2 separate regions of the Homo sapiens genome follow, and region 2 is linked to region 1. The links are chromatin loops, found by intact Hi-C in ENCODE. Cell type or tissue: lower leg skin. All regions are shown on one strand.

What was found. Peaks named below come from ENCODE experiments on the same cell type or tissue, not always from the same donor. Only the 100,000 strongest peaks of a DNase experiment are listed, where the experiment ranks them.
Region 2: a loop joins it to region 1, with 12 times the contacts of the local background. A loop is called at or near these places in 1 of 110 quality-filtered maps.

The regions. Positions count from the first base shown.
Region 1 is chr1:155,221,404-155,223,903 of GRCh38, forward strand. It overlaps the pseudogene GBA1LP. Among named protein-coding and RNA genes, the nearest start is that of MTX1, 14 kb to the left of the region's middle. In lower leg skin, no CTCF peak of the experiment used is centred here; no DNase peak of the experiment used is centred here.
Region 2 is chr1:154,566,479-154,568,978 of GRCh38, forward strand. It overlaps CHRNB2 (cholinergic receptor nicotinic beta 2 subunit), which reads left to right and starts at 1,300. Exons shown (of 6, transcript NM_000748.3): 1 at 1,300-1,630. The coding sequence starts at 1,567. LOC107985206 (a long non-coding RNA gene) reads right to left here and starts at 1,239. Exons shown (of 2, transcript XR_001738238.3): 1 at 946-1,239. RefSeq lists a silencer at 1,471-1,600. In lower leg skin, no CTCF peak of the experiment used is centred here; a DNase peak (open chromatin) is centred at 1,500.

The sequences.
Region 1 (2,500 bases):
TTCTTTTTATACTTCATTTTGTAAAATTTTTCCAGGGTGGCTGGGCACGGTAGCTCATGCCTATAATCCCAGCACTTTGGGAGGCTGAGGCAGTGGATAGCTTGAGGACAGGTGTTCATGGCCAACATGGCAAAATCCCATCTGAAATGAAAATACAAAAATTAGCTGGGTGTGGTGGTGCACGCCTGTAATCCCAGCTACTTGGGAAGCTGAGGTACGAGAATCACTTGAACCCAGGAGTCAGAGGTTGCAGAGACCCAAGATTGTGCCACTGCACTCCAGCCTGGGAGACAGAGTAACACTCTGTTTCAAAAAAAAAAAATTTCCAAGGTGGATATTATTTCACATTTCATATTTCCTGTACAATGTGATTTGTCCTTGAGGATTTTCTATTTTATTTTCTAAGTAAAGTTAGTTTTAATAAGGACTAATGTTTATTGTGCCAAAGACAAAATTACAACAAATTTAACGATCTCGACTGGATTCCTTCCTTCCTGCCTTCCTTCCTTCTTTTCTCCTCTTCCCTCCCCTCCCCTCTCTTCTCTTTTTTCTTTCTTTCCCTCCCTCCCTCCCTCCCTCCCTTCCTCCCTTCCTCCCTTCCTTTCTTTCTTTCGACGGAGTCTTGCTCTTTCACCCAGGCTGGAGCACAGTGGCTTGATCTTGGCTCACTGCAAACCCCGCCTCCTGGGTTCAAGCGATTCTCCTGCCTCAGCCTCCCGAGTACCTGGGATTACAGACGCACACCACCATGCCTGGCTGATTTTTGTATTTTTAGTCAAGACGGGGTTTTACCATGTTGGCCAGGCTTGTCCCAAACTCCTGACCTCAGGTGATTCACCCGCCTCGGCCTCCCAAAGTCCTGAGATTACAGGCATGAGCCACCATGCCCGGCCCTGATTGGGCTTTTTCTACAAAAAATTCTTGTGAAACTTTTCTGCAATATTTTATAATAAAGTCCTACTGATTTATATTTGATTTTATATTTGTAAGTCAGGTGAAATGAGTGAATTCTTCCTTGTGTATGAATGTACTACATGTTGCAGAATGTCTACCTTTCCTGGGCTCCATCCACTAAATTCTCAAAGTGCCTCCTAATCATTGTCTCTATTAAAGATGCCCCACAAATTTCCAAAATGCCCCTAGGGTGTGCCTGAGAGCCACTACCCTAGGTGCCTCTCTTCAAACACCTAGGCCTCACTGCAGTGGCCAATAGGGGCATACTAGGTGGCCACAATCACGTTCCTCTGTCCCCTTTGTATAGCACTTGAAAAAGAGTTTGCTAAGGCCTGGTACGGTGGCTCATGCCTGTAACCCCATCATTTTAAGAAGCTGAGACAAGAGGATCCCTTGAGGCCAGGAGTTCAAGACCAGCCTGGGCAACATAGAGAGACTCCGTCTTTACAAATATATATATATATTTATTTATTTATTTTTATTTTTTTTGGTAGAAAAGGGGTCTCCAGTGGCCGGGCGCAGTGGCTCATGCCTGTAATCCCAGCACTTTGGGAAGCTGAGGCGGGCAGATCACGAGGTCAGGAGATGGAGACCATCCTGGATAACACAGTGAAACCCTGTCTCTACTAAACCCCATCTCTATTAAAAATACAAAAAATTAGCCGGGCATGGTGGTGGGCACCTGTAATCCTAGCTACTCGGGAATCTGAGGCAGGAGAATCGTTTGAACCCGAGGTGGATGTTGCAGTGAGCCGAGACGCGCCACTGCACTCCAGCCTGAGTGACAGAGCAAGACTCTGACTCAGAAAAACAAGCAAACAAAAAAAGACAGCTATATACCTAGGGAAGACATAAATATAAGTGAAAAGCAGAAGTACAAAAATAGTTCGGCTGACCCAGCAGCAATTTTGATCCCATCCCAGCAAGACCTGTCTTGGAGTGTAGGTCTGGCTCAGATAGCAAACTCCAGCCCTTTCACACTGACAGGTATCATATCACAGGCTCCTAGGTCTTTAGGTCCCATGGAGAGTGCCACTCCCAGTTCCACTGTTAGTTACTTCTATGGTCTGTGTTCAAGTCAAATAAAGACATTTGTTCATTCCATGCACAGCACAGAGTAGGTGCTCAAAAAAGTACTTTTTATACAGATGAATGAACAACTACTACCAGTTAACCTAGAACCTGTCCTTTCAGCTCTAGTTTTTAATTGTAATTTTATTTTATTTTAGAGACAGGGTCTTGGCACAATCACAATTCACTGCAGCTTTGACCTCTCAGGCTCAATTGGATCCTCCCACCTCAGCCTCCATAGTAGCTGGGACTACAGGTACATGCCACCATGCCCAACTAATTTTTGAAATTTATTTTTAGAGATGGGGTCTTCCTATGTTGCCCAGGCTGGTCTCGAATTCCTGAGGTCAAGCAATCCACCTGCCTCAGCCTCCCAAGGTGCTGGGATTATAGGCGTGAGCCATCACTCACCTCTAGTTTCTGGCCTGAGGGTATATTACTCTCCCTGATTACTGACACCAAAAATGATTTCACT
Region 2 (2,500 bases), 650 kb before region 1:
CTCAGCCTTTGAAAGTGCTGAGATTACGGGCTTAAGTCACCTCTCCTGGTCCCTAGCTGAGCTTTTAGAGAGAAATTTTCCCTACACATTAAAAAGTGTCAGTCCAGTACTAGCCCTTTTCCTTACCTGTTGAGCCCTTATAATAATATGCCAGGCACTGTGTTGATTCATAATCTAGAGAGGCAGCCACTGCCTCAGGTGGATTCATTTATTCATTGGACATGCTCTGGAAACATATAACAAAGTATCTGATCTAGTTCTTGGTCAGGCGCAGCTTCCTTAAGGAATTGACATTCCTGCCAAATGCTCAAAGTTAAGTAGAAGGTGATGAGGGGAACATGGGTTATAAAAGAGCCCAAGAGAACCATGCATTTAAGTCCCTGAAGTGTGGGGGATGATGGGACGGATAAGATGTTCAAGGATCCTGAAGACCTTGCCAATAGTTGGAATGTGGAGCTGGGGGTGGAGTGACCCAGATGAGGTTGAAGTAAGCAGGGACAAAACAGGACAGAGCCTTGCTGTATGCTAAGTCTGCTTTAGTCAGGAATCTTTTGGTTGAAAGTGACAACGAACCCACTGAAGGAAAAAAAGGGGCTAAGAGTTCAGGGTTCTCATCTTTGGTCTCCTTTGTGTTAGCTTCTCTCTTGATCAGGCCTCTGTGAGTGGTCTCTGATCTCCCTAGTCACACAGAAGCCAACAGCTGGAGTCAAGAGAAGGGGGTGAGGAAGGCCGATGAATAGGGGCTACTTGTCTTTCCACTATTACCCTCAAGTCTACCTTCTTTGCAGGCAAGTCTAGACCTCCTCAGGTAGACCCTCAGTGGGAGGGCAGGAAGCTTAGCCTTTTAGACTCCAAAGCCGTTTGCTTTCTTAAAAATAGCAAACCCACAGCCCCCTATCTCTTTAAGGGGCTAAACACATTTTCTCTGCTGTATCCTCAGCCTACCTGGGGAGCAGGACCATTTGGGTTTGGTAAGAGAAAAAAGGAGGGCGAAAACCCCGGACACTCCTCCTGTCTCCCGACGCTCGTTCTGGCCGTCTGGCCCTCAGTACTAAGCAGGCCCTGACCTACTTGTCTTACTCTTGCTGCTTCTTCCCGCCGGGCCTCTTGCCCCTTCTCCGACCATGCTGCAGGTCCTGCCCCAACTTTAGGACTTCAGAACTCCTCCACCGTGCCGTGGAGGAACAGCCCTTCTTCCACCTCACGCACACCCTACCACGGCAGAACCAATCGAAGACTATCCCAGCCGGGGACCCCCCTTTTTTTTCCTGGGACCCAGCGTTTCCGCCTCCGGGGCGCAGACTCCTCCCCCTCACCGTCCCAATTGTATTCCCTGGAAGAGCAGCCGGAAAAGCCTCCGCCTGCTCATACCAGGATAGGCAAGAAGCTGGTTTCTCCTCGCAGCCGGCTCCCTGAGGCCCAGGAACCACCGCGGCGGCCGGCACCACCTGGACCCAGCTCCAGGCGGGCGCGGCTTCAGCACCACGGACAGCGCCCCACCCGCGGCCCTCCCCCCGGCGGCGCGCTCCAGCCGGTGTAGGCGAGGCAGCGAGCTATGCCCGCGGCATGGCCCGGCGCTGCGGCCCCGTGGCGCTGCTCCTTGGCTTCGGCCTCCTCCGGCTGTGCTCAGGTAAGGGAAAGACGGGCACTGGCCAGGTTCTCCTACCCCAGCCAACGGCCCAAGACTCGCCGCCCTCTGACTCACCCCTGCTAGGCCGGAAGGTGGAAGAAGGGATTCCCTAGAGGTGGGGGAGTCTGCTGGAGGTTAGGGGAGAGCCCCCCGGGACTGCAGAGAGCACCTGGGAGGCTGGACTGGGAACGAGACATACTCGAAGGAGTAAGTGAAGCAAGAAAGAGATGGAAACCTGGCCAGCGGTGGTAGGGGTGGTGCAGGCACAGAGAGCAAGGAGGCAGGGGATCTCCCCAGGCGTCCTGGGGTGGCAGGAGGCCGGCTCTGAGGGCGCTAAGATGCCATCTGACTTTTTGTGAAACATTATCTCAAGAAAGGTACCTGGACCAGCACCCCTCCCCGGGCTCCCCATCGTTTCCCATCCCCCACATTGGGCTCCAGATTCTCGTCACCCCTCAGGGGCAGAGAAGGGGAGAAAACGGAACGGACTTTTCAACCCTCCTGTAGGGTGGGACAGGAGGCTTGGAAGGGAAGAAGCTCTGCCAGGCTGAGGACTAGGAAGGAACTCTCTGAGGGGATGGGGAGGGGTGTGTTCGTGCAGAGTTGCAGAGGGGGATGCAGTGTGCCGGGGAGGGGCAGGTACAAAGGGAATGCACAACTGAATGAGCTTTCCACACCTACAGGCCACCTCTAGGGGTGGGCTGCTGTGTGTGTGAAACTTGGGGCTACATATATGCCTGACCCACAGCTTAGGCAGCCCAGCTATTCCACTCCAACCCAGTGCCTTTAGGGAGAGGGGAGGATGGCATCGTGACCACAGTCACATGTCATTACGTGAGGCACATAATGTCATTTGCACATGTAAATGGT